Linked DNA regions of Mus musculus: all the other regions are linked to region 1. Evidence: chromatin loops called from intact Hi-C (ENCODE). Cell type or tissue: left cerebral cortex. All regions are shown on one strand. Each heading gives the region's core, and the rest is flanking DNA. Links, peaks and the distances in the headings are about the cores only.

The links. A loop is a pair of places that touch in the nucleus more often than their neighbours do. Peaks named below come from ENCODE experiments on the same cell type or tissue, not always from the same donor. Only the 100,000 strongest peaks of a DNase experiment are listed, where the experiment ranks them.
Region 2: a loop joins it to region 1, with 2.9 times the contacts of the local background. A loop is called at or near these places in 8 of 42 quality-filtered maps.
Region 3: it touches region 1 in a loop (3-fold over the local background); 16 of 42 quality-filtered maps call a loop at or near these places.
Region 4: a loop joins it to region 1, with 4 times the contacts of the local background. A loop is called at or near these places in 10 of 42 quality-filtered maps.
Region 5: it touches region 1 in a loop (3-fold over the local background); 10 of 42 quality-filtered maps call a loop at or near these places.
Region 6: a loop joins it to region 1, with 3 times the contacts of the local background. A loop is called at or near these places in 8 of 42 quality-filtered maps.

Annotation. Positions count from the first base shown.
Region 1 is chr3:22,072,842-22,077,692 of GRCm38, reverse strand. Tbl1xr1 (transducin (beta)-like 1X-linked receptor 1) reads right to left here and starts at 1,041. Exons shown (of 16, transcript NM_030732.3): 1 at 739-1,041. In left cerebral cortex, for the core only: no CTCF peak of the experiment used is centred there; DNase peaks (open chromatin) are centred at 1,299, 1,536, 2,733, 4,330 and 2 more places; H3K4me3 peaks cover 2,596 bases; H3K27ac peaks cover 2,503 bases.
Region 2 is chr3:21,818,194-21,823,044 of GRCm38, reverse strand. No RefSeq gene overlaps it. Among named protein-coding and RNA genes, the nearest start is that of 7530428D23Rik, 20 kb to the right of the region's middle. In left cerebral cortex, for the core only: no CTCF peak of the experiment used is centred there; a DNase peak (open chromatin) is centred at 2,801.
Region 3 is chr3:22,187,827-22,192,677 of GRCm38, reverse strand. Tbl1xr1 (transducin (beta)-like 1X-linked receptor 1) reads right to left here. Exons shown (of 16, transcript NM_030732.3): 4 at 4,167-4,312; 5 at 2,688-2,910; 6 at 1,631-1,763; 7 at 1,145-1,286; 8 at 595-658; 9 at 411-508. Among named protein-coding and RNA genes, the nearest start is that of Tbl1xr1, 110 kb to the right of the region's middle. In left cerebral cortex, for the core only: a CTCF peak has its summit at 1,971 (motif pointing right); DNase peaks (open chromatin) are centred at 1,147 and 1,972; H3K27ac peaks cover 300 bases.
Region 4 is chr3:21,557,582-21,562,432 of GRCm38, reverse strand. No RefSeq gene overlaps it. Among named protein-coding and RNA genes, the nearest start is that of Gm31610, 70 kb to the right of the region's middle. In left cerebral cortex, for the core only: no CTCF peak of the experiment used is centred there; DNase peaks (open chromatin) are centred at 2,007 and 4,196.
Region 5 is chr3:21,567,546-21,572,396 of GRCm38, reverse strand. No RefSeq gene overlaps it. Among named protein-coding and RNA genes, the nearest start is that of Gm31610, 80 kb to the right of the region's middle. In left cerebral cortex, for the core only: no CTCF peak of the experiment used is centred there; DNase peaks (open chromatin) are centred at 2,447 and 3,406; H3K27ac peaks cover 1,769 bases.
Region 6 is chr3:21,631,930-21,636,780 of GRCm38, reverse strand. No RefSeq gene overlaps it. Among named protein-coding and RNA genes, the nearest start is that of Gm31693, 68 kb to the left of the region's middle. In left cerebral cortex, for the core only: no CTCF peak of the experiment used is centred there; a DNase peak (open chromatin) is centred at 2,822.

The sequences.
Region 1 (4,851 bases), core at 465-4,464:
CAGAACAGACCATTTTCACAACCTAAATTTAATCCAAATTGAGAACTTCCAAAATTACCGAACACTCTAACACATGCATGATTCGCCTCGAGCTGCCTTTCAACGTGGAATTACACTTAAATGAAAGTCAGCCCCTGTTCCAAAAAAAAAAAAAAAAAAAAAAAAAAGACATCGGTTGCAAAGAGGAAGTCACCCAGCAAACACTCACAACGTGGCTCTATACTGTCAGAAGATAATGTGACTTGTGTGCCACCCCGAAACTTACCAGGAAGCTGGCAATAAGTTTGCCAACTGTATACACTTCTGACCCAACTTTACCGAGGCTGTGGCCAGGGCCTCCTCGTGGGGAGGCCACAGGCACAAGGTGCCCACACTCGCGTCCTGAGTGAGCGAGGCCCGGCCGCGCCCCTCCCCCGCCCGCGCCCCAACAGCCGCCCGCGGTCCCCGCCGCCGCCCGGGGTCTCCGCGCGCCACAGCCCGAGGGGTGCGCGACCGGGCGACTGCAGCCCGCGCGCCCGAGCGCGGACCAGCACCCATCCTGAGCCCTGGCCGCTCCCCCGCTATGTGAGCACAGGGCGGCTGCGGCCCCGCATCCAGCCTGCGCCCCCAAGCCCGCTCGCCTGGGCCCAGTGCCTCCCGCAGCCACCCCGACCCGGGGGGGCAGCACGTGAGCGCAGCCGCCCCTCCCCCGCGCCCAGGCCAAGTTCGCGGCGCCCGCAGCCCCGGGCCCGCGCTCACCTGCTTGGCGACGCTGTCCCCTCCAGGACGCGCGGCGCTCCCCTCCTGGCCGCCGTCGGCACCCCGAGGCGCCCTGGGGTGCGGGCGCTGACAGCCGGGCAGCGGGTCCGGCGGGGGAGGGGCGCGGGGGCAGGGCGCAGCACCGAGGCAGGAGGGGAGCTGTTACTAAGGGAGAGAGCCAAGCGCGCGAGCGGCCAACGGCTCCGGCTCGGCACCGGGGAGCGCGGGGACCAGCCAGGCACAAATGAGCTCCGGGCCCGCGGCGGCGACGGCCGCGCAGCAAAACAAACCCGAGCGGCCTGCGCCCGGCGCGCGGGGAGGGAGGAGGGAACAGGGAGCGAGGAGGGGGAGGGGTAGAGGGGGAGGGGGTGGAGGGGGAGGGGAGGAGGACCCGAGGAGGGGGAGGGGAGACGAGGGGAGCGGAGGGGTGGGGCGCGCCCGGAGGGGGAGGGGAGGAAGTGAGGAGGACCCGGGAGGGGGAGGGGAGCGGAGCCGGGTGGTGGAAGAGAAGGAGAGCTGGGCGGGGGAGGGGAGCCTGGAGGAGGAGTGGGGAAACGGGTTGTGGAGGGGGAAGGGAGCCCCGAGAAGGAGAGGCGAGGGGGAAGGGAGCCTGAGCCTGGGAGGGGGAGGGGAACCTCGACGGGGAGGGGGACCTGGGAGGGGGAACTTAGAGGGAGGAGCGCCGGAGTGGGGGAGGGGCGCGGCGGAGGGGCGGGGCCGCGGTGGAGGCAGCGCGGCGGTGGCGGTGGGGGTGGCGGCCGACGAGCCGTTCCACACTCGGCTTCCTCACTCGCTCCGCTCTCCCTCCACCCAGCCTCCCTCGCTCGCTCGCGGCGCTGGGGGCTGGGCTCGCCGCGCATTCGTTCCAGAGCCCGCAGCCGGGGCTGTCCCGCTGCCTGGGTGGCGCTTGAGTCCCTTCGCCCGCAGCAATCCCGCGAGCCGCGGCCGCTCCGATCCCCGGAGGCGGCCGGCAGCTGCGGGAGCTCGGCGCGGGCTCCACATGGACTCCGCGTTCAAAGTGCCGCACACTTGGATGCGCGTAAACACGCCCGCTCCGGAGCGTACCTGGAAAGGTGCTTCGCCTGCCGTGAGCGAGTTCTAGGATGGGACCCGGAGCACCGCGCGTGGGGAGACGCGCAGCGCGCACGGCGAGAGGGGTTTGGTGAAAACGCAAAGCTGAAATTGAAGTTGTGCGCCCAAATGTGCGACTTGTCTGCGGGTCTTTTGGGAAGGTTTGATGGATCAGTTCTCATTGCGCGAAAATAAAGCCATAGACAGAATGAATGTTCACTAAGTGTGCACCGCGGTGTGATATCCACGGGAGTTTATATTATCTACTTTCTGCATGCGTCTGGCACGTGAAGGCGGTTTCTGAAGTACAGTTTGGCTGCCCAATAATGTCAAAATGTGGCTGCCGGAGCGCCGAGGATTTTTAAAATACTGCGGTGACCTTCCTGAGCCTTTCAGAAACCTGGGCTGTAAGAGGCACCCTTCCTTTTAATTCTAGCATATATCTTGAAACTCTGCTTTTTTGTTACTATCTTTAAAAATACTTTGCAACCTTCTTTGGTGAAAGGTTCTAGTTTCAAGTTGTCAAAACATTTGGAAACGTGTATTCCTGTCAAGCAGTGGTCTTCCTTTAGTGCTTCAAAGATAAATTTTCAAACAAAGTATCATTTGAAGTAACTTTCACAGCTATAGACTGTGCAGCCTAACAAACTCCGAGACTAGATTAGATTTGGTTCAGCCAAGGTCAATGACTCTCCCCTGTTGGCCCCTCCCTGGAGGCGGTTACCTATTTTGACAGGCGTAGCTGGAAGGTGGAAAGGCACCAAAGAAAGTCTATGGAGTTGCAAACGCCCTTTCTACCAGAAAAGTTCAAAGCTTGAGCCTGGGTGTCCCCGGAGCTATTGTCACTTGTGAAAGAGGGAATGTTAGATTAAACAATGTCACCTGATGGGAATGTAGATTATACTGGGTTTCCAAAACACTTCTGTCCAGTTAAGGGAAACAGCACTGAGGAAGCCAAAGACGAGGCCTGCCTCCGTCCTTCAGCTGCCCAGAGCATTTAGTATCTTACCATTGTGTAAGAGCTGTCCACTTACGGTATGCTGTTTGCTCAACATAAACCTCACACTGCAATGCAGGTTCTTTGTCCGAAACGCCCATTAAAATGGTGGGATGGGTGGGGAAAGCTGGTTCCCAGCCCTGGACCTAGACAACAGCTACAAGAAAATCAAGCCACACTTTGAGTGGCTAAGGATGCTCACCAGTCTTTACAGTCAGCGACAAGCAAGTGATTCCTAGCCTCCCAGGAGACATCTCTTCCAAAGACCACCCTCCTTCCAGCCAGAAGCTCTTAGACTCTGAGCTAGCTTCCTCAAGGTGGTCTCTGTGCACGGGACAACGAGGGTGAGAATCTGTTCGTTTGTTAGGTGCACTGTCTTAGGACAGAAACCACTTTATTTGAATGTCATGACAGAAGCCGCCAAAGTTGGGGACCTGTACCTTAAACTTGCTCCAGTAAAGTGCCCTTCAAGCTTTTGGGGTTTTGTTGTTGTTTTGTTTTTATTCTGGTTTGCTTGTTGTTTGGAAGTTTTGAGGTTTTGCATTCATGGTTTATTTGATCTTTTTTTTGGGGGGGGGGGTTGGTTGGTTGGTTTTGAGAGGATTTTCCTGGATAGCTCATCCAGATCTCAAAGCCTTGGCAATCCTCCGACCTCACCCTCCCAGAAGCTAGGAGGATCTCTTACCATCATTAAACAGTAATTGGCCTTGAAGGTCAGCAGATTGACATGCCACCTGCTGGGGTTCCTACTCTAAAACAAGAGTGGAGTCAGGAACCTGAGACAAATGAGACCCTTGAGGCCCAACTTTAATCCCAGCATGTGGGAGGCAGAAGCAGGCAGATGTCTGGGTTGCAGTCTGTTCTACATGGTAGACCAAGCCAGGCAAGGCTACATACCCTGATCCACAAATAAAGAAGGTAAGTGCCAAATCCTGAAGGTTGTCCTCTGACCTCACACTTGTCACTCACACATCCTTAATACACACACAATCAACAGAGTCCTAACATTTAGATGTTCTCCTTACACACACACACACACACACACACACACACACACAAAGCCTAAATGTGAAAAATGCTTGAGCCTCCCTGCTAAGGGAATTAGCTGAGCCTTATGTTTTGTTTTTTCTAATCTTTCATATAAAGTGTGTGTGTGTGTGTGTGTGTGTGTGTGTGTGTGTGTGTAAAACAAAACTTTTCCATTAAACACTCATCTATTCATCCCCGAAAGGGAACCCACAACAAACCAAAGTACAGATACCAACAAATTCCAAGTTGGTGACCAATGAGTTTTATTGGGGTTCTATACAGGTAAAGAAATGACTCAAAGACAGCCGCATCACCAAAGCCCACCCTAACATGGGTGACAGGTCACAAAGCTGGGAACCTGGAGCACACTGTGTGCAGACAGCTCAACAGGCTAAAGAGTGTCCTTTCTGTGTACCTCAATTGTTGTAAACCTCTTCCAGGCAGCTCAGCTGGTCTCTGCTTCTCCCAGACAGCTGGTCTGGTCTCAGAGTCTGGTGTACAGCTTTTCTCGTCTCATAGTCTTAGCAACTGAGCTTCCCTTTCTAGGAGAGAGACTCTCAGCTTTTATTTCCCTATGAATCTGGTCAGTTTTAGGAAGTTCTTAAAGATAGTAGTTTTGTTTACTTCCCTGCTTGAGCTTAGGGCTGGACGGAGTTTTTTAATGTCAAAGAGACTGTTACACAACTCCGTGTGTGTGTGTGTGTGTGTGTGTGTGTGTGTGTGTGTGTGTGTGTTGAAGTTGGAGTTATAGTCAGTTATAACCCACCCAACAAGAGCGCTAGGAAGCAAACTTTGCTTCTCTGCAAGAGCAGCAAGTACTCTTAACCCCTGAAATATTTCTTCAGAATCTGCATCTTAGAGACTCAGAGAAATGGGCTGCACACAAGTGTAGAATGAAATGTTTGTCACATCAGCCTTTAGCCGTTCCAACATTTCCAGCACAAAACCAAAGGCAAAATTCAAGCAATAATTAGACCTAGACAAATTCTCGAAAAAATGTTACCAATTTTCAGTGG
Region 2 (4,851 bases), core at 391-4,390, 250 kb after region 1:
AGTAGTAACTATGTGGAAAGCATTTTAATACAGAAGTTATTTATTTCAAATCCCCATTCCTATGCTGTGGGGCGAATGGCATCCTTGCCATCTTTTCTGTGGTACAGAGATCCTAGCCAAGGCCTTGTTCAGTTTGTGCTACTTGAGTGTTCTGCCACTGAGCTGTCTCCCCAGCCTCTGCACTTCCACTGCCCTAGAAGAAAACAAGAGCAAGCTAGTTGTGCAATGAGTGGAAGGAAAGAGGGTAGGTTCTGGTCGGAGTCTAAGAGCTTAGCTTTTTTAGAGTGCAATTTTAATTATGACTAAGCAATTCTTTTTAAGGGGGGCGGGTAAATCAATGTTGTTGAGGTTTAAAAACTCGACCTTTTATTGACTTAATTGCCAAACCTTAATGGACTATTAAGAGAAGCATGAAAAAATATGTCACTGAGTTAGAAGTCTGAAGTTTATTATATTAGTCATCATTGGAATATGTTTTGGAAATCACTTACCTAATTAACCATTATGACTATTACTCAGTTGTTTCTATGGATAAAACTCCATCTTATTCCTCAAAATCGACATTCATTTATGTTGTTATTTGTGCAGTCTTAGACATCAGTATCTAATTGTTTTGAGGGGCTGGAGTTCCTCCTATTCTTTTATTAGGCCATTTACCGGTAACACCCAATTCAAAGTTGTAAATACAAATGTTCCTTGGTATATGTATCCATGAGGGATTGGATCCAAGAATTCCTGTCATTTGTGGAGCATCCAAAATCTGTGGAGGCTCAAGTTCTTATGATAGGCCAATGTTTGCTTGCAGCCACAAAATGTGCTGCAAGATTTGTTTTATTTATTGTGTTTTAGTGTGATATTTATTAATAAATATTTATATAATAATGTGTGTGTATTTGTGGTCTGGGTTGGCTGAGGCCACAGAGTTCATGGATATGGAGAACAATTTGTATTCATGGTGAATTTCCTTGGGCATTGAGCTTCAGTGTGGTAGCCACAGGGCAGTGATTCTAAATTGCTTGACATTTGAAACCACCTGAGGATAGACACAGTCCACACAGGAGAAATCGGGTAGCGTTGGGATTACTGTTTCTCAGGTATCTTCAGTGGACAGTCAAGGTTATACAGCACTTGCGATTAGCATAAACAAGTGCAAAAGTATAGTACGCAGAATTCTCTCTCATTGTAGGCACACCAAAGTGTGAAAGAGGAAAACAGAGGAAAAAATTCATTAGACTCATGTTGAGGAGATGAGAGTTTTAACACTGAGATTCAGTCTCAATCCCTCTGCGTTTTTTCTTAAGCAATCCCTGGATTGATGCTGTGAAGTATTCTTTAAAAGCTCTGGCTCCTCTAACACACAGCCAGGTTTTGAAAGCTGATTCGCCCTGTGGTGGTTCGGGTGGGGGTGGAGGAAGATGCCTCCAGCTCCTTTATCGCTAACCTACCTCAGTCTCTGTGAGAGAAGGATACTTTTTTTTTTAACCAAGCATCTTAGCTATGAAATTAAAAATCAAGTAACGAAAAGTTCAGTTTAGCTAAGATTTTCTGGTGGCATGTGATGAGAGACACTTCCTAAAAGCATCAAAGGAGCCTGAGTTATCGAGCTCTGACACTATCAGTTCTTGACAGAGCGGTGTGGCAGTTCTGTGAGGCCTGGAGAGGCCTAGTTTAGTTGATCTATTGAGCTTTGTTTCCTAGCATTTGAAGTCTCACTTCTCTCACATAAATACAGGGTTAAAACAAAAACAAAAACAAAACAAAACAAAAAAACAACAGAGCTGGTGAGCATTTGAAGTCTCACTTCTCTCACATAAATACAGGGTTAAAACAAAAACAAAAACAAAACAAAACAAAAAAACAACAGAGCTGGTGAGATGCCCCATCCCAAATGACGCTTGTCTTAGAAGCCCGTGGATCTGTTTAAATCCCAGAACTCACATAAAAAAATAAATAGAAAACAATAATAAAAAGCATACTCGTGGTCTCTCAGAGGTGGAGACAGATGGATCCTGGTGTTCATTACCAGCCAGTTTAGCTTCCTTCGTAAATTTTAGGCCAGTGAGAGACCCTGTCTCAACATAAATAAATAAAATTAAAATTACAGTAAATGAATAAAATAAGAAACAGTGGACAGCACCTGAGGAATGGTATCTGAGGTTGTCCTTTGGGTTCCATATGCACTGGCAAACACATAACCCCACATGAATGCAAATATGCAAATCAATAGATACCAAATCAAAGGCTGTATGACATTATAGCAGAACATTGAAAACACTCAAGATGCTTCATAATAGGCAATAGTGCTGCTTGTGTTAATTATTTAACTGTAAGTAGCTAGCTCTATGTTGAATTTCTTCCTAAGACTTTAGCCAGCTGTCATGTTTCTGCTGATCATGTGGGTAACCTGACCGTTCTTTCCTTTTTCAGACATCAACCCTACTGAGTTCACAGAGCTGCCTCTATCATCATGGGGAAAGAAAGAAAGAAAGAAAGAAACCCACCACCAACAATAAAAAACCAACTCTTTGATTAACTCAGAAATTCCAAAATTAAACCTAAAATGCTTGTGGGAAAGGCTCTAGATGTGCTTTATATATCACAGTTACAAAGCAGGCATCAGATTGATTGTCTTTGCATGTTGCAATCAAGTTTTGTGGCTACTTCCTGCTTTTTTGGGCAGTGTGGTGAGAGGGATAGGGAAAATGCTTTGGCTTGATTCCTTGCTTACATTGTTGATAACCATCCTGGGTTCTTGGATTCTGGCAGAGCTGCAAATAGCAACAGGGATGGGTCTACTTTTAAACTCCTGCCAGAATTCCTGTGGCCTCAGCTGACACAGAGGAATGCACAGACTCACGCACAATTCTTATGAGACTTCAATTGTTGTAGTTTGCTACAGGAGCCGTCCACATACATCTTTTCAGTAGATCGTAGTCTACTGCTGTGGAGGTTTGGGGGATCAATCTGTGTGTGTCCCCTCATGCTTAGGATGTTTATCTTGTAACTCTGAATTTGGAAGGAAGGAACTATTTTATTCATATGTGTAAATATATAAGTATATGTTAATAAATATATATGTATATGCTTCAAAAACCTACAGACTCACTAGCTGGCTGTGGTCCTCATCCTGGATATCTTCAGTATTTCTGAACAGAGAGAAACCCATTCTTTCTTTGTGAATGTCCCCCACTGCCCCCAGAACCAGATGCTGTTAAAGAACTGACAGAAAGCTAAAACATTCGAAGTCACCTTGGAAATGACCTTGAAAGAGTAGAGGGAAGATAAAAGCAGGGAAGCTGTTGAATGACAAATTTAGCATGCTTCTTCAGCATACACCCTTGACTTTTAAAACTACTTTTGCCGGGCCATCATAATGGGGGAGGGGAGGGTGGGTGTCATGCATCTCAGGTTGTCCTCAAATTTGGTGTGTAATCAAGGATGACTTTGAATTTCTATCCTCCTGTTGCTATCTTCCGAGTGCTGGGTTGCAGGTATATGGCACTAGGCTCACTTTATGTGGTATCGGGGATTGAACCCAGGGCTTCATGTATGCTAGGCAAGAACTTGACTCCTAAAATTTTTAATTATTTCAAACAGATATGCTATCCCATGCTTGAATGGTTCTGATTAGTCCAAAAATATCTTAGCAGACAACCAAAGGACGAGAGGTGGTTTAGTTTTTCACAAAAGTCTCTCCTCTACTAAGGAGGGTATCAGGTTTAAAGAGGAACACCTGTTTTGCCAGAACCTAACTGAAGTCTTCTAGTTGTTCTCACATAAGTCAGTGGACAGCTGTTAGATAAGATATGGCAACAATTTTAGACACTTGAGAACCATGACATTGAGCTAGAGACCTGGAGGTCCTTGGGGCTCTGTTAACCCTCCTTTGGGCCACCTGTCACGGTAGACAACACAGTCATTAAGAAAAAGAGTGTTGCCCCGTTGTTTGAGAATAGACCAGCATGTGTTCGGCATTAGTAATGTTTTTTCCAGCTTAAGTAGCACTTATTCCTGATTACTTTTGGACTGTCCCTGTCCTATTTAGTGATGCCATTATTCCCAAGTCTAAAATCAGAGGTCCTCTTGATCTTTTATTTACAAAGCCTGGCTAATTCCTCTCTGTTATGACTCTTTCTTTTCCTCTCATCTAACGCCATCACTTTAATACAGGCTTCCATGACCTCACCAACATCCTCTTGGGGTAGCTGAGGTGCCACTGGAGCACCGTTCATGCATTCTCTTTTCTAGAACCAGGTTATTCTGTGAATCTTCAGCTGTGCTCCAGTGTCTTATTAGGCTATTCTTCACCCTCTGGTTTTCTGATAAAACTCTGGCTGGATCTGTCCCTCAACTTGTCAAAACATCTCAAGCATTTTTTTTTTCACCACAGAATTGTGGACTCCTTTTCACTTAGGGTTTTGTGGGTGTTCCTGGAATTTCTTTTGCTTACTTTTCCCCAGTCACCACTGTTTACTATTCTAGCAAGCCTCATATCACACACCATTGTTGAAAGGTCTTCTCTGCCTCAAGAGAGATGTGACACCCCCCACCCCCACTTTTATCCTTTAACACTTAGGTCTCTCTTGTCATATTTATTCATGGGCCCACTCATTCCACAAATGAGGTGTACTTATTTGGTTTCCTCTGACCTTCCTCGATATCAGTAATGCATCTTCCTCATATATTTCAAAATGTATCTAATGATAAGTGCTCAAAACATGCTATAAAGGTTCTAAGATTTGAGAGCACTTGATGTTTACGTAGATCCTGAAAAGCTCTCCCCTCAGTCCCAAATCTGAACAACCATAGTGTAGAATAGGGGTTGATCTATTTGATGGAGTTCCTTGTAAA
Region 3 (4,851 bases), core at 314-4,313, 120 kb before region 1:
TGCCAAGTGCTGGCTTTTCCCGAATCCTTCATCTCCCTTTTAAAAGTGTTCACTGAAAATATGAGTCTCAGCCAGTTCCTGTCTCCTTCCCCAGCACTACCCAACTGATTAAGAGCCTGGGCGTTGCTGATGGAAACAGCCACGGCTGCCCCTGAGAAAGCCTGAGAAGCACCAAGAACTTCATTCCATGCTTCACGAGAGTCAAACCCCAGAAGAAAATGAGGAACGGTCATAGCAACACAGATACAATGAGCAGACTCAGGAAAACAAGTAGACAATATAAGACATTTCTAGTACTGTGACAAATTCATGCTTGAACGAACTCAAGTCTGCTTCAGTGATTAGCAGGAAAGAAAAAAATATTACTTTCAAATATATTCTTGATAGAGCTTGGCTGAATGTTCATTTACCTTATCTACGCCAGCACTTAGGATGAAATTTCCTTTCTTATTCCATTTTAATGCAAATATAGGACCTTTATGCTGCCCCAAGGTGCTGGCAAGATTACCTAAATTAAAAACAAACAAACACACACATTAAAATTACTTCAAACTTTTAAATTTAGAACATCAATAAAGTTAGAAAATGTCATACCATCTTTAGTCCATATTCTGGCAAATCCATCATATGACCCAGTTGCTAGAAGTGTACCTTCACTCTGGCAGAGAAACACATTTTGTTTATTACACAACTCAAAAGGCCATTTAATTACTACACACATGTTGCCTGTTTAAGTCCCAGGCACAAAAGACCCTGATCTATGTGTAAGTGCCAACAAAGGCTGGCAAACCCCCACCCCCTAATGAAGGCGGTGTTCTCGGACAGGCCAATCCCAGTGTGTGCACCGGCAGGAAGTGCTGTGGAGCAGGACTGCAGTCCCTATGCAGAACATTTTCACAGGTGACCATGAGTGAGGATGGGGCAAGTGTAGACCAGGAAGGACAACATAAAAATGATACCATGAGAATGCTTTTTATAAGAAGTAAAAAGCAAAGCCTACAATTCACTCCTAAATTCTGATTAGGATTTTAGGAATATGGGGCCAGATTGAAGCTAAAATTGGGATCTAATTTCAAGATTATATAATGCCAAGTCCTCAAATGTCTTCATTCACAGACCATTTATGCAAGAACAAAACACTCACATTCCAATCTAGAGACGTGACATCCTTGTTACTGGGCACGTCCTGCCCTCCTTCCCGTATGCAGTGTCTAAGCACGAGCTGCGTAGGGCCACTCGTGCTGTTCTCACTGAGGTTCCAGATTCTTGCCGTGGAGTCTCCAGACCTTCAGAGTCAAAAAATCGGCTTAAGTCTTCATATAAGCAAGCATTCCAGAACCCAAGCCATACATTTAACACCTGAATAAGAAGTAGACTACCAGATATAAACATTTCTAATATTTCTCTTTTAGAGCTCCTACCAAGTAATAATACTAACCTACTAAGGTAAAATGACCGGAAAGTGAAATCTATGTAGCAGTCCTTTTGTTGAGGTATTCTTAGATGCCATTGTCATGCTGCACGTGACATAATCCCAGGACACAGTGCATCAACAAGGCAAGGTTACAGAGTAAATCCTGTCTAAAACAACAAAATACTCAACAGCTAGAAAGCTCTTTGAAAAACCTACCCTGATGCCAGGAGATCACTAACAGGGTTCCAGGCACAGATGAAAACTTCAGATTCATGGCCCCGAAGCACAACCGCTTTATTGGAAGGGATTTCCACATCCCCATCTACTTCCATCATGTCAGTGTGATTATCTGCAGCATGAGAAGTAGCAGTTCTGTCAGAAGGTAAGCACATTTCTAGCAAGTATGGCTGTACTAGTTTTAAAAGTGTGAGTGTTTATGCCCAGAGAATGTGTATGTGGAAGTGGTAAAAAAAAGAAAGGGGGAAAAAGGGCTATACCTCAGCATGGCTGAATTAAACAGCCTGTAACAATACTATTCTGAGTTCTGCCAGTAGGGGTTGCTGATATCATTTCTATAGCATGAGTCATCTTTATTGCTCACCATCAGAGCCTTGCTGGATGTTTATAACAGGGACTACTAGAAATTTTACTTAGAAATCAACTGCAGATGCAATGTTCACTTAAGAGTAGAAAGGGGTTTCAGAAACATTTAGGAACAAACAAACATTCAGTGTATTTAGCTTTTTAGAATCTTAGGTAGAAAATATGAACTGTGTGATGCACTATACTGCCTGTTTTTGTGTGTCAACTTGACACAGCTGGAATTATCACTCAGAAAGGAGCTTCAGTTGAGGAAATGCCTCCATGAGATCCAACTGTAAGGCATTTTCTCAACTGGTGATCAAGGGGGGAAAGCCCACTGTGGGTGGTGCCATCCCTGGGCTGGTAGTCTTGGGTTCTATAAGAGAGCAGGCTGAGCAAGCCAGTAAAGAACATCCCTCCATGGCCTCTGCATCAGCTCCTGCTTCCTGATCTGCTTGAGTTCCAGTCCTGACTTCCTTGGTGATGAACAGCAGTATGGAAGTGTAAGCTGAATAAACTCTTTCCTCCCCAACTTGCTTCTTGGTCATGATGTTTGTGCAGGAATAGAAACCCTGACTAAGCGAAGCATGTTGGGGGGTAAAGACAAACACTGGCTATCAGTACAGCTCTAAGGATGGGGCAATGGAGAACAGTAGTGTGTGCTGAGCATCTCCAAGCATTCTCGGCTCACTTGCGATGGTATGTGCTCCATTCTCCTCCCCATTTGCTGTATTCTCTCCATTTTTTGCAGATCCTTGCTGGTTAGTGGCGGCAGCAGCGGCAGCGGCTGCGGCTGCATGCTGCTGTGCAAGCTTGTCTCTGTAGGCTTGTTGTCTTGTTTGGACTACATCGGGCATAACAGCATCTATCAGGGACAGAGACTCGATGGGTCGACCATCAAATAAGGTGCCATCCTGGGGTTGGAAAACCGGGAAAGAAAAATGAGATGTAGTCATGAGGTTAACAAACATTCCATTAACAAAATGAACAACTTCATTCTAAGGAAACCGTGAACGTGAGCAAGAAGGAGGAAGGGGGCAAGAATGACAAAGATGCAAACAGCCACCAACTGTCACTGAGGTCCTGCTGAACTCTGCACAAAGACAAACCAATACAAGAGGCCATTCACAAAAGCTTAAAGATAATAAAATGATAATGTATAACATCCAGGTAAGAAAAGCTGTTAGTAAAAAACACTGACCAATATGAATATGTCATACCACGGGATCCAGGCCTTGGAATAAAGGAAAGCACCTGTACTGACCGGGAGCAGATCTTGACCTTACTGGTTTTCTCTAAACATTACAGGATGATCATACACAGAAGTCATCTAGATGTGTGTGATACACAAACTTGACATTAGGAGTAAATGAAGGGACCCACAGATAATGCTAACTGTGGCAATGTGGTAACCCACCGCTGAGGATACCAAAAGGGAACTGGACTACTTTAAACAGCTAAAATCTTTTCATTTACTTTTACAAAAAAAAAGGGGGGGGGGGGGAGGGCATGTGTTTACCTCTACATATTCCGGCCATACACTAAACATTGTAGCTACAACAAAGTTCTACTCAGAAAGAACATGCAGTGTGTGCTTATGAATGCTTTAAAGGCTGTAAGGTCCTTGTTACAGCGCCTCATGTTCCCAGCAGCTACCCAGTGACAGTCCAGAACTAAATGAGCTCGGCTGTGCTACAAAGCTAATTTATAGAATCAGGGAGCAGGTAAGATGGCCTCAGGCACAAGTAGCATGCCAACACCAGAAATAAACACACTACTTCCACATGAACCTTGGACACGAAGCTCTGAGAATCAATGTTGGCATCAATTATAAATAAATTGGCTTCCAACATCAGGGTACATGAAACTAACAGTGTTTTTTTATGTCCTTGCCATCAGTTTGTTCTTAGTACTCTCCAGCCAAATTACTTATGTGTTAAACATGATTTCCTTTGCTTACATACATACACACACACACACACACACACACACACACACACACACACGCAGAGGAATAGTCTACAGAAATTATCCGCTGGTATGAAGACCAGTACAGTTATGAAGAATAATTTTAATCTGTCTGAACCCATGAAGTCAAGGTCAGATACTCAATAAACAACCACATTTAAGAATCAGAATCAGTGTTTGAAATGGAACTCATCTGCCTTACCTCATTTATGCTAACTTCTGCCTCTACATACTGCAGGCCTTTCTGGATGATAGAGATGAGTGCAGCGGGTGGAACCAGGGCACCATTTATGTTGGACTGACTTATATGGCTCTCTATACCAAAGGTAAACGCAGAATGAGAAAATCCTAAAAGCAAAGGAAACACTGTGAGAACTTATGTTGCTAGTAACATCACATTAAATTACAAACAGAAAAAACTTTGTTATCTTTTATAATTACATATCATCACTTGACGGTGTAAATGGACAACTAAGAAATGATTGAAAATAAAAATATTAAAAGAGAAACTTGCCAGCCTTTTACTTTCCCTTGCTCTCGGCTACTGTACATGTGGCTTCTAATGGGTTGCATGTCTTCAGGTTTTCTAACTGTACAACAGTAATACAACTTTCCTCAAGAAAATGCATCAAATGCCAAACCCTGAGAAGCTGTGAGCTACAACACACTTCACCTGCCTCATGAGACAAAAGCAAACCAAGATTCATGCGACACATCATAGTTCTGTGGCATATTGAAAAAAAAAAAAAAAAAGACTTAGGAAATAAATCCAAACTAGAAAACAACACAAACAAGACAAAATAACGCAGCCTGGGGCAGCCGATGTGAGTGGGCCAGCAGTGCCTGCCTACCATGCATTTAGATTCTGGGAGCAACACTGCCAAGCT
Region 4 (4,851 bases), core at 452-4,451, 520 kb after region 1:
TGTTTCCTATTATATCCTATTATTATTGACATCACTTTTATTTTTAAAACTTTTACATTTATTTGTGTGTGTATGTGTGTGTGTGTGTGTAAACATACCATGGTGCACATGTAAGGTCAGAGTACAGCTTATGGAAGTTGGTTCTCTCCTTTTACTATGTAAGTTCCTGGAATTGAACTTAGTCATAAGGTTTGGCTTCAAGTACTCTTATTTACTGAACCATCTCAGTTGCTTTTATTATTTCTTCTTATTCTCCTCCTCTTCTTCACTCTCTTTAGCTTCTCTTCAACTACTGAGTAAGTTATGAGACTTTTATTTTTAATTTTTTTTGAGATAGCATCTTGTCATCCAGGTTGGCCTCAAGTTTTCTGCTTAGCCAATGGTGGCTTTGGATTTCTGTACCTCTCAAATGCTGGGATCACATGAGCATGACCATGTTCAGCTTTCTGAACTTGTAAAATACACTTCTGGTCATAGAAGCTGGAATAGACGTTGACATCTATAACTGTGTTCTTTCCTCCCTCCCTCTTTCTCTCCCTCTCAACTTCCTCCTTCTTTCCATTAAAAAAAACAAAAAGAAAAAAAAAACCTATTCCTTTTCTTTCTAAAAGCACTAAACAGTCCTGCCTATGTCTTCTTATTTGTGTACAGGTTCAAAGTTCCTCTGAAGGGCAGTTGTGCTCTATATTAAATACTTAAAGCCGGGAGAATTGGTTGTGGCTGACTGTTACAGAGAAGCAGTCTATCTTGGAGGGGAAGGCATTGCTCCTAAGCAGCTTAGTCCATGGGGCAGGTCAGCAAGCAGCAGTGGGGTGAGTGATGCCCCCGCCCAGCTGGCTTATTCCTTTTGCTCTTTTTATTCATTCCACAATTTAACCCCCTGGGATGACATTCAGCATGGGACTCCCTCTTCAATTAATTATCTCTGGAAACACCTTACAGCTGCACTCACAAGAGTGCCATCCAGGTGACTCTAAGGCCAGTCAAGTTGAAAATGAGGACTAACTCTCAGTAGTAGGCTTTGTGGTTCATATGGAATGTAAGTAGCTCAACTGGCTCACTTCTAGAAAGCCATATTTCACTTTAGGACTGGCCAAAGTAAATGGTGTATTCTGTATTCCCAGCATACTTTCAGCATATGTTTAAAAGACAAGTGTTGTAGCACCTCCACATCTCAGTGTGCCTGAGTTCAAAGGCAAGGAAGTATTAGAACAAAGTCCTTTTCGATGGTGGAAATTTCAACATAGTAAGAAATGGTAGGAGTGTGGTCTATGTGTGAGTGTCTCTCATCTAGCCTTATCATGTCACACCTCTTTATTTATGCACTTATTTATTAATTTGGTTATTTTGAACAATCACAGTGCAAGACATTATTTAGACACTGAGAAAAACACACAGATAGCTCAGTGCCCATCTAATTTCTGTTTCAGCAGACTGCTTTTCTTGGGACTCAGACGATACAAGGAGAGATTCTCAGCCTAGCCTCCCTCTTGGGAGGTTCCTTTGCACTAAGAAGTCCATCTGGGGAGCAGGATAAAACTTTAAGAGAAATAGGTATCATTCATGTTTATCCATAGTTACATCTTCGCCTATGTGGCTAAAGGATGGTCCAACCTATCTGTGCAGCCCATATAGAGTATTGCCTGTGTACAGGCAAACTTGCTAGGCATCCCTGAGTCAGGAAGATGGTGTGCTTATCAGGCTTTATCTCCATGCTTCCACACTGCCTGGGACTCCAAGGGTAATGGGATCTACAGAAGACTTGGTGCTCATTCCTGACCCACACGTTTCTGCTCCACCTTCACTATGCTTCTAAGTTGTTCTCAAGGCAAAATATCCTTCTGAGTTATTGCAATGATTTTATCCGAAGGACAGAGTTCATTTCATCTGTACTCTGGGTCCTAAAACTAGCAAAGTGCCTTGTGCCTTCCTTTGTGGAATAAATTAATAACGCAGAGGTATACGGAGGGGGTGCAGAGTGATGCTAAAATGAATCCCCTTCATTTTATAACTCTGTCCTTCTGTTCTCAGCCATAAATAAACTTGGACCTTGGAAGATACAGAGATATAGCAAAGATGGATGAGTAACAAGGGAAATACTCCCTCTAACTCAGATTCTGTGTTAGCTTCTGTTAGCTTCTCACGAAGCAATGAACTAAGTACTGCTTGGTGCTCTTCAGCCGTGTCTGACAAGGTGAGACAAACAAGGTGCTGGGAAGATCACTCTTTTGGTAAAATGCTTGCCTAACAAGTGTGGGGGCCTAGTTTTATCCTTAGAACCCACATTTTAAAAGGCAGATATGGTAGCACAGCCTTGTAATTCAATTGCTGGGGAGGAGGACACAGGTTGCTGGAGCTTTTTCTACAACCAGACTAGGTTTTCGGCAACCTCCAGGTTCAGTGAAAGATTCTAGCTCAAAAATAGAGTAGATGACTCCTCAGGAATGATACCTGAGGTTGACCTATATGTTTCACATGCATGTGCACACATGTGAATAAACAACTGCACAGCATAGCCAGAAAGTTGTGTATAAAAATATAGTATAGGAATAGAAAGCCTTTCAAGGTCCCAAGGAGGGAAGTTTGATTAATTACACACACATATACTTTGAGAGTCAAAATAATTAAAATTATTATTGTTGTTGTTGTGTGAGTATATGATGTATGTATGACAGATGGAGTGAGGAGACTGTTCATGTGACAGAATGCATTCAAAGGTCAAAGAGAAACTTGGTAGAGCTAATCACTCTTTTTTTTTTTTCATTTTGTGGCTTCTAGGGATTGAACTCATGTCAACCCGGTTGTACCCTTTTGTTGCATCTTTGTGCTGGCCTGTTTTTGAGTGAACACTAATTTTCTTATGGGAATGGGTGTCCATGAAGTTCAGGATGTGTGGTGTTTGGCAGAGGCACATGTGCTATAGGCTTGAGCATCACTGAGCTGTTAGCTGGGAGACAATGCAGGGGACCAGGGGAGAGATAAGGCTCTTTTTTCTGTTACCCATCTCTGAGGCTGGTACTTTTCATGTGCCTGGCTGACTCATTAAATAAAGAGCCCTGAGAGAACAAAAGCTTGTGCCCTGAGTTCTGTTATGTCTTTCTTTCTCCATTTTGTTTGCAACCTTAAAAGAATTTATTTTGTTTCATCATTTAGAAATTTGTACTTTGTGTTGTTTCTTTTGTATATTTTCATTTTGATTCCAACTGGTTAATTCTGACCTCTCCTCTGCATTATGTCCACCAGTTTCCAGCTTGCATAGATGATATGCTTTCTCTTGTTTATACAACCTCCCCCTATTTATTTATTTATTGTGTGTGCATGGTGTATGCATATTTGTGTGTGTGTGTGTAGGGGGGGACAAGGGGTGTGTGTATGCGCACGCCAGAAGACAAGTTTTGGAAGTCAGTTCTCTGCTTACACATGTAGGTTTCAGGGAACAAACTCAGGCCATAAGGCTAGTCATATTGCCCATCCCAAATTTCCACACATATCACATACCAGTTCACTGCTTATAGTTTCTTGCTTTATAATTGTTCCTGGTTCAAGTTACACCAGATCAGAGAAATATGACTACAACACACTTCATTAAGCTATAAACATGACAGGGGTCATTCTCTGTGAGAACATCAGGGTCAGACACAGGGGGAGAATCATATGTGTCTTAGAGACAGATAAAAGATATTTTGGAATCTGCCTCTCTATTCCATAGAGGTCAGTGTCATAACTGGGAAAGGGGAGTCCCTTCCATTGCAATCTAATTTGGTCAAAACTTGGCAGGTGAATTCTCAGGAAAACAGACTAACTGCTGCTCTCTAGAGTCACGATGACCACAAAAAAGCTGCTCATTTGTCCCTGGAGTTCATTTGGAGGAGAGAGGATGGGCTGAAACCCAATTTCATGGAAAGGCAGGATTCTGTCTACTTCCACACTGATCTTGTGCATCACCTTCTGCTCATTTTTTTTTCCCAGGGTCAATGTTCAAAGTGACATTTGGGAGACAGGCCTGACTTCTTCCTCGCTCTCAACAAATGTGGACTCTTTTGCTCACGGGCCCGTAGCAAATGCTGGCATGGCTTTTAGCAAATGCGGGCCAAATTTCAGTCTCATTATAAAATATAAAGTCAGAGTTGGCTTTCGGTTCTGCACTCACATTTCACACAAAACTAATTTGCAGTGCTTCCAGATGGGTTCAGAGTCGATGGCACGCTGCCTGCTACTCTAAAATTCATGAGGCGGAGAGCACGGGGATGGGAGAGGCAATAGAGTTTGTACCCTGTGTGGGAAAATGTGGAGGGTTTAGGATCTAGGGAAAGAAAGAGTCAGATTTTTAAAAATGACACCAGAGACAGCTTCAGTATGACTAAGGCAAAATGGCGGAGACCCAGCATGTTGTTGACTGATCAGCAGTGAGCATGACGTATGTTCTGCCCACGATGTAAGGGGTAGAAATTATTCTATTCTTTTTAATTAGGATAATTATTCTTAAACCCCTGGGCTTTGGAAATCACATCTTTGTTATAAATCAGGTGTGCATGTGTGTGAGTTCATTAACCAAATGATACTTTGTTGGCAAAGACTCAAATTACCTTCCAGGTCCTGGGGAGATGGCTCAAGTGGTAGAGTGCTTATACTATAAGCAGAAAATCAAACCAAACCAAACCAAACCAACCAACCAACCAACCAACAACAACAATAACAAAAACAACAAAAAATCAAACTCTGAGTTTGATATCCAGAACCTACAGAAAAAAAAAATGCTGGGTATTATGGCACCCCAGTGCTCAGGATATAAAATGCACATTCAGAGGCAAGAGCAAGTGAATCCACCAGCCAGCCTAGCTGCAGCCTGTG
Region 5 (4,851 bases), core at 437-4,436, 510 kb after region 1:
AGAGCTGTTTCTGGAAGGATACTGGACTCAGAGGTACTTTTAGTATTTTTCTATGTGATGTGTATATGATTTTTACACCTGTATAAAGGGTTAGAAACATTTTGAAACATCAGCAAAACAGCCAAAGATGAATAGATTCTAGTCACCAAATCCCCTTTGGCCATTACCTCACTCAGGGTCTGGGCTGTGCATGCTTTGAATGCTTTCACAGATAGCATTGACAAGTGACGAATGTCACTTGTCTCGATAGCATGTCCCTTCCCTTTCCTTAGTTCTCAGTGACACACGTGACTCAACTGATTTAAATTTCACTTATCTCACTTGAAAGTCTACCATATTTGTTGCCACTAAATCTTTCATCTTCAGTCCTTACTTATTTTATTCTCTGTCATCTGGCAATGCATGCTTCAGGAAAACATGAAATGAAGGATTTGTTTGTTTGTTTTGTTTTTATCTCCAAATTGTATGGTAGCATATAGTTCACTATGTGAGTTCAATATATCTCCAGTGTAAGTTGACTGTGCATGATCTTTTCTGGTGATGTGTGCCCTGGATATAACATGATCAGTGCTCAAGAGCACACTGACAGCTGTGCAAGCTCGAGTGCTGGATCGATCATTTTGTGCCTGTTTCCTTATCTGTGAAATGGGGCAAATCAATACTACATAGATTAATAGAAACACTGAGTTCTGTTTACGTTCTGTGGCATATGGCAATTTCTATTGGAATATGTACTTATCTGGTTTCCTTTTGTAGCCTGAGTTTGGTCTCCCCCAAAACATCTACAGGCAGACATTAGGCATGTATTCCTTAGATTCAGGAAGTCTTCTTCCATGTTGGCTGGTACCATGAGTCATTTATCAGTTTCTTCCCCGTGAGGCTTGTCTCAAATTCCCAGCCTTTTCAGCATCCTCTGATCACGCTTTGCTTTCATTGGCTTCAGACAAGATCTCATGTAGGTCAGGGTGGTTTCACTCACTGTTGTAGCCAAAGATGATCTTGAACTTCTGAATTGTGTGTGTGTGCATGGACAGTGTGTGAGTTAGGGTTCGTGTGAGTTCAGGTGTGCATGTGTGCATGTCTACATGTATAGACCAGAGGATAGGCCTGGGTCTTGTCCCTTAGGTGTTGTACACCTGTTTTTAAGACATGGTATCTTACTAGATCATGGGGCTCAAAGATTAGGAAGCCGACAGCTAGCAAGGTCCTGGGGCCCTCCAGTCTCTGCCTCGATAGAGCTGGGATTTCAAGTATATTTGATGTGTGGACTTTTACAAAGGTGCTGGGGATTGAATTTAGATCCTCGTAGTTGTGCAGCAAGCACGTTATAGACCTGACATGTCATCATTCTCTGATCTGAAACTTCTGATTCATCTTCTAATACTAAGGCTACAGTCATGCACCACGGAACCCAGCATATATGATACTGGGTATGCAACCCAAGGATTCCTGCATACTAGGCAAGCACTCTAGACCCTCACCCCCAGGCATCTGGTTAACATTTAGAGGTATACTTTTTAAATTTCGTCTTCCTTGGTCTATGCTTTATGTTTACTGTTCTGGGAAAAGAGTTTGTGCTTAGCCACTTCACTATAGGAAGCCTAACTTTCCTATCCCAAGGACACAGCTTATTCTATTTTTCAATGTACCACATGGAGTTGTATCATCTGAGTTTCATTGTTTTGCAATAGTTAGTCCCCACTGTGGCTTCTTCTGACCCATCTATGAAATCCAGTTTTTAATGTACCATGCAATAACAGAAAAGGGAGGTAAGTTTTGTTTAAATGATTGATATTCTGTATACAAACATTGGGTAAGAAACAAACCTCTTCTTTCCATTCCCTTCCTGCTCCATCATCTATGGCTCTTGTCTGTCAATTTAAAATTTTTAGTTTAGAACTAAAAGCAAAATGGAACTCTTGTAATTTCATTTATATATTAGAGCTAATTGTTTTTATGATGCTTAGCATTTCTGTGTTCAGAGGCTTTTGAATGTGCACTGGGACATAGAATTTATGACCCAGGATTTTGATCTCTAGCAGAACAGATCAATAGGGGTTTACCTGTTAGTAAAGGCTCTCCTGGTTCAGGAGGCTGGCCACAACCATCTCTATGATCCTGAAGTTGGGTGGTAGCATGGGCCACTACAGAGTTACGTGCTTAGAAAAAAGGTGACCCCTGCTGAGGGTTCCAGACACTCACTTTTAGTGCATAGGAAAAAAATGAAGTAAATATTAAGCAAACCAGTATTATTTTTGGATAGAAGACCCTGCCTTTTTTTTCTTTTTCTCCCAGTGATGCATTCTTAGACTTAGCAACCGAAAGCAGAAACACTAAAAACAAACTTTCTTTTTTCTTCCTAACTGCATTCCCCACATGGCTGACAGTAGGTTAAAAATACTTGGCTGGTAGGAAAAGTGAGAGATGAGATGACTCAGTCCCTCCACAAAAAGACTCTGCCAGAGCTGGTCAGGCCCAGCAGCACCAGACATCATGTCCTACTAGGCCACCTTCAAGATGTGAGAATCTGGCCTGCCTGTGACTAAATAGAAAAAGATTTATGAAGGTGACAAAAAAATGTCAGGATGATGATTAAAGAAACACAATTCAACTCTTACTCCTAATTAAAAACAGTAGAGAGTTCTTGGTACAAGCCCAACTCTTTTGAGCTCAGAACTTGTGTTCTGCAGGCCACATGCTCAGCACCCTGGTCTGGTTTGGTCTACCAGTTCATCAGTATGCTAATTGAGCTTGTGACTCCCTTTCAGCAATTCTTACACATTGTTCTGAGCATTTAGACAAGAATTTGTACTTCCCCAACTGGCTGAAAGCTAGTTTTGACATTTAACTTATAACTCACTGTAATACTCACTTCTACTATTCTATCTTCTTTTTTTCCTTTCTGCCTTCCCCATTCTCTCATTTTCTTCCCTCCCTTCTTTCCCTCCTTCTTCATGTCCCCTATCCTTCCCTCTTCTTTGGTTTCTCTTCCATCTTAATTTCTCTGTCTCTTCTTTTTATCTTTCTTTTCCCCCATAGCTGGTTGTTTAGCAAATTTTTAAACAAAACTTTAATTTCATAGTTTTAGAAAACTACTGAAAAAGGGGAAGACAGTTTGGGGAGCTCCCATGTGCCCCTCATTCACTTTTCCTCATGAAAGGCATCATATATTAGTAAGGCTCATACAGTAGTAAGGATCGTACATTAGTAAGTTGTGTTTGTTGCAGTATGTGAACAATATTAAGTTTTAAGTAAAAACTATATAAATGACATGGAATTACATGATCATAAGAAATTATTCCATTGCTTTTGTGTTGAACTCTGGTTCCCACAGGCAATCTGTGCTACACTTCAATAGTTTCCTGATGTGGTATGTAGCCTTTCCAGATTACTGTGACATGCTGCTTGAGTGCTTCTTGCCACTATACAGACTTTTTTCTTCACAGTAAAGTCTTCCAGCTGTAGTAGTAGAAGAAGCTCTCAGTGACACACTTGTAAACTTCTTTCATGCCAGTATTCCTACCATGTCTTTGTCACTTAGGATCACTATTGCTATGATGAAACAAAATGGCCAAAGCCACTTGGGGAGGAAAGGGTTTATATGGCTTATGTTTCCATATCACTGTTCATCATCAAAGGAAGTCAAGACAGAGACTGAAACAGGAACTTCGAGGCAGGAGATGATACAAAGGCTGTGGAAGTATGCTGCTTACTGCCATGCTCCCCTTGGCTTGCTTAGCTGGCTTTCTTATTGAACCCAGGACCAACACCCCAGTGGTGTCCCCATTTTCAATAAACTGGGCCCTCCCATATCAATCATTAATTTAAAAAATGCCCTACAGCCCAGGCTCCTAGGCATTTTCATTTCTCCCTCTCTTGGGTGACTATACCCTATGTCAGGTTGTCATAAAACTAGCCATTACACCCAACAAGGCATCCTTTTTATCCAAAGTCTGAACTTCATCTTTATTTCCTTGGTACACCAGTATCTATTTTCTCTTCCAAACTCCCAGTTATGGTTCCATATTATATTTGGTACCTATGTCTCTGTGGAATGCCAGAAAGGTCCAACCTTCAGCCACCTAATAGGCTGCATGCACTCTATGATAGCTGAGTTGGGCCTAAAAAGTTTGAAAATTGCAGTGTTATGTTTCAATGTCAAAAGGGTGGATGGCCCTATGTAGAGACTCTTCTTGTCTAAGAATTTTCCAGAACATCAGTATTTTAAAACTATATTGACAACTTGAGTGAAAACTGACTGGTGCTCTGGGATTGTTCATCAACTGTTATATATCTGGTATTTCTTATGATTAGGCTCTACCAACGGACTTTGAAAGACTGTAAAATGTGGTGTCTAGGGCATTTGACTGGAGTTGCTTCTCAATGTTATTTGCCCTCATAGCCTGATGGGAAGGTTGAACAATACCCTCTGGAAATACATTAGTATGCACAGTAGACTTAAAGAATAGATAATTAAACCCTGCTTCCTGGAAGGTGATAGGCCAACATAAATTATTCGCAATTCTTCTGCACAAGAGATTTATTGATTCTCTATTGCTTTGCCTAATGCAATCATTTAAAGGTATCAGTTTTGGGGCTGAGGCTATATCCGAAATTGGTAGAGGGATTCCTGGCATGCTGAGGCCCAAGGTTTTGATGCTCAGCACACACATCTGTTATCCGAGCACTCAGGAGATAGGTAGGGACAGACTGATCAGAAGTTCAGGGCCACTCTCAGCTACACAAAGAGTTTTAGATTTCCTCTCTCAAAATATAATATAAAAATGTCAGTTTGAATGCATGGTTATTAGTTTTATGATTTGATTAAAATAATCTCGTTTATTTTTCTGT
Region 6 (4,851 bases), core at 489-4,488, 440 kb after region 1:
GTCACCCTCTTTGATTTCTTTCAAATTCATGGCTTCCATTTTGATTATTGTTGCATATATTCCTAAATATACAAATGCAACCTGCTCAGTCTATATAATGTTACTTGTTTATAGTTTTTAGAACTGATAATTTGGTATTGGATAACTGGTAATTTGAATATACTTGCCCCATGGGAAGTGGCATTTAGGAGGTATCCTTACTGGAGAAGGTGTAGCCTTGTTAGAGGAAGTGTGTCACTGTGGAGGCAGGGCTTTGAGATCACATATATATATGCTCAAGTCTGGCCAGTGTGATACAGATGCTCCTCCTGGTGTCTCTGGAAGATAGCATCCTCTGTCTGCCTTCAGATCAAAATGTAGAACTCTATTCTTTTAGTACCATGTCTGCCTGGATACTATTTTGCTTTCCACCATGATGATAATGGACTGAACCTCTGAAACTGTAAGCCAGCCCCTTATAATAGTTGCCTTGATCATGGTGTCTCTTCACAGCAATGAAAACTCCAACTAGACAATAAAAAAAGACTTCTGGGTCTTTCCTCCGTCCACGTTAGCATGTTCATTGTTATGCTTGCTCAGCTCCTGTTTAGATAGTCATGTTGATGTGACATTTTTGGTATAGCTTTTGACATTTGTACAAGATACAATCTCAAAATAGATTCCCTGATTCCCTGGTTCTTAGAAACTTTTAGCTGCTCTGCACCCAACACACACACACACACACACACACACACACACACACACACACACACACACACACCAAAACCAACCAAACAAACAGAAAAAACCCAGGAAGCCATAGAATATATCCAAAGTACCTGTAGAGTAAAAAGAAAGAAGAAAAAATATAAATAAAATAAACTTAAAGTAAAAAATAAGAGAAGGAAAAAGAAAGAAAGAAAGAAAGAAAGAGAGAGAGAAAGAGAAAGAGAGAGAAAGAGAGAAAGAGGAAGGGAGGGAGGGAGGGAGGGAGGAAGGAAGGAAGAGAGAAAGAAAGAAAGAAAGAAAGGAAGGAAGGAAGGAAGAAAAGAAAGAAAAGAAAAGAAAAGAAAAGAAGAGAAAAGAAAAGAAAGGCCTTGCTTAACTTGACATTGTGAGATAAAGAACTTGCAAAGTTGCAGCAGAGTTCATTTCTTTTGGGTGTCTACAGCTGGGCATACAGCTTATTCCTAAAGTAGTTTATTTCCCCAATGAGGCTTTCTTGGAGGAAAGTCAATTCTCATTTGCAAGTAATTATCAATTGGAGATTGCTTCTGGTTTAGGAACGGGTTCATGTGTCCACTCATTTCAATTCTAAGAACCCAATCTGGTACAGTCCTGCATAGGCTCTGTGGATGTTGTCTCAGTCTCTTGTGAGCTCACATGTGTGTCATTGCTGATGATTTAGAGGGCCTTCTTTGCCCTCTGGCTCTTACACTTTTTCCACCACCTCTTCTGCAGGGTTCCCTGATTGCTGATGGGAGAAAGGTGATGGAGAAATCCCATTTAGGGCTGAGTGTTTCATCCATTTGCCTGCTCTGAGGCAGTCTCTAGCTTGAGAGCTTTGATGAACCTTGTCTTGGCTTCTTTATTCCTATTTGCAAATGAGAAGAACTCAAGTCTGAGTTTTAATACATTGACTGTCAGGAATATTAGTAAAAGGCCTCATAATTGGTCATAGTTTCAAACTTCAAGGAGTTTTTAGTTTTAGACCTTACAATGTGACTGAGCAGGATTGTCGTGATCTGATTGATTAAAACATGAGTAACTTCCTTATTTGGATCATCCTGTTCGAAAGTTCCAGATTATGCAAACAATGCCAAGCTGCCTTTCTATGACTGACTACCTCATTTTCTTTTATTTTTGAAGTAACTACTTAAAGGAAATGGACATAAGTAAACTTGTTCAGTAAACGTTGTGCCAGGCTTTGTTCCCAGAAAGAACACTAGAACATTCCATTGAAGATCAGAGCCTAAAGTGGGTCCCCTTAAGTTGGAGAAAGTATTCTAAGTTAGTTTGCCAATCTGCTACCTCCATCTTTCCTTCATCTCTACCCTTCACCCCGTCTTTCCTCTTTTTCCTATCCCTGCATTTGGGATGGGGCATAGATGATCTTGCTCTGTAACCTAGGTTGGCCTAGAACCCAGATTCTCCTGTTTGTCTCCTAACTGCTGAGGTTTTAAGTGTGTGCCACCAAATTAGTCTCCCCTTAGTAAAAGGGTTCTATTAGGGGACCTACTTTAATTTCTTTTAAAAAAAACTTTAAACTTCTATGGTTCTACAATTTTAGAGCAGAAATGTCAGCACTGGAACAAGCTATTGGATATGTAGTTCATAGAGTTAGTTAAGACTTACACAAATTTTTTATTTTATTTTATTTTATGTTTTTATTTTTATGTCTTTCCCCATCTGCAATTAGGTAAAACTCTAACCTACCTTAGTTTAACACAAATGCCAATCCAGATTCGATTTCTCGCCCTTCCTTGTTAGCTAAGTCAACTCTGCTTAACTCTATTAAAAGTGCTAAGAGATTAAACAAATGCCAGGGAGTCCGCGATACCGGTCTTTGACTGGTTCTTTGTGATATTTCTTTTGCATTTGCTGCCAAAGAGAGAGGGCTTGTAGTACAGTGGGCTTCAAGCCCACTCTCAGGATGAGCACAGAGCCAACCAACCAAGTCTTTTCTGTCTTTTCTTTGACTTTCTGTAGATAAGGCTGCTCTGCCTGGCAAGGAAAGGCCCTGCAGCTGTATAGGGAACTAACCTCCCCTCCTCCACTGTGGCTTAAGCCTAGCAACTTCTCTTTCACAGTCTCATGAACCACTTCATTATCATAATTTTGAGGATGTTGGCCAGGAAAAGAAATTAGTTGGTAGGCAGGAAAGGCAGTAATATGTGTGTTTATTTCTGTCCTCTCTCCCTGGAGCTTTTGGACCTGATGTGGATAGTGAATTCTAAGACACAGCTGCCCTTTTCTGAGAGCAGCAGTCTTGGAGGTGGGGGAGGAGGCTAAAACTAAGCAATGTTTGCATTTGCTAATCATAATAAAGAGGCTATTAGGAGCTGACTGATTAATCGGCCACTGCAGATTTCAATTATAGCTCAGACATTTAGATGTTTATGTGTGTGTGTGTGTGTTTGAGAGAGAGAGTGAGAGAGAGAGAGAGAGATGGATACATTAAGCACTGGTTGTGGCTGGCATTGAAACTTACTTCCATAGTGTGAATAGAAATCAAATAATTCTTTCTCTCTAAATGTGCTCTGTGAAATTATAAAGTGCTATGTAAATAAATTGGTGCTATTTCTAATGCTCAAAGCTATGTCTTAGACTTGATGAATATTTATTATTAACTCATAAAGTAGAGTTGTAATTAATTTTATGAAATTGACATACTCAGGGGATGTATCATTTCTAGCTTATCTGTTTAACCAGGTGTATGTTTTGTGAAATAATTTTATATTAGTGATATTCATAATTCCATGGTTTGTTATGTTGGTAGGCTGAAATTAGCATGCTTGAAAATTATTAAGGATAGATGCCTTCCTCACAACCAGTTTTAAACACCTTCTTCTTTTGTTCCTCCTAGTACACTAATTTTAAGGGAGAAGAAAATATTACATTGCTCTCTTTAAGAATTAAAATATTAATGTGAGGGTGATAGTAAAATACATGTGACATGGAAAACTGGGAAGGAGGCTTTAAAGATTTGAACAAGGGTAGAATAGATAAGACAGGAGGGGAGTAGACTAATTCAACCACGGATGTAACTGAGATTTATGGAAACCCACTTGTTTTTAAGTGAATTAAAAAACATAATTGAAACATGAAAAGGAGCTTAAACAGAATGGGTGGACAATGCTGCTCCCAGAAATCATGGGTTAGCAATTGAAAATCTTAGTGCTCTGGGATAACTCCTTATGGTCAGGGAGACCTCAGTGGCACTCAAAACAGCACAGATTATTGCCATTATTCTATCTTGCCCATCATAACTAGATGGTAGGATATTATAGCTGAAGATATAAGATACTTTGCTTGCAAGATGTAGATGAATCAATCTCTAAATGACTTGGAGATTCTTCCTTTTCTGGCTAGCTTTCATAATACCAAAAGGTGCTATGTAGGCTTCGAGGGGAAAAAAAAGATTATCAGTTGTCCTGCCCAACCTTAAACACTGTATCTTACAATAACAACCAGCTAGACAAGATGGGCACACTGGTATAATAGTGGCATAGTTGTTATAGGTACAACAAACTACTTTCTGTTTGGATTTGATAGCTCTTCTTAAGGAGAGATTTCATATTTTTTTACTGTAAATCTGGTTAGAAGCACAGAGCTGGGAAGGTAATAGGCTATTCAGGGAGAGGAACATATTATTAATATTTTTGCTGAATGGCAATATTATTAAACTACCTTCAAAATTTTTATGTACGTACCTATAAATTTTTGTTGTTCTTAGCCTTCATGAGAGATTATCTTTTTCTTTTCTTTTGCTTTCTTTTCTTTTCTTTTCTCTTCTCTTCTCTTCTCTTCCTTTCCTTTCCTTTCCTTTCCTTTCCTTTCCTTTCCTTTCCTTTCCTTTCCTTTCCTTTCCTTTCCTTTTCTTTCCTTTTCTTTCCTTTCCTTTTCCTTCTCTTTTCTTACAATGGGTAGTGGTTTATGCAAGCAGACTCACAACTGGTGTTAGGATTCAGAGCCTAGACAAGGAGCTGAGGTGGATATTTAACATACCAAAGTGGACCTGGCTGCCAGGTTCTTCCAGCATCCCATAGTCCCTACCTGTAACCTGCATGGCTGGCTATTCTTGCACTCTGCTCTGAACTAACTTTCCAGCCCAGGGGCTGGGTTTCCCTTCCCCCAGGAGTTTTTTTCCTA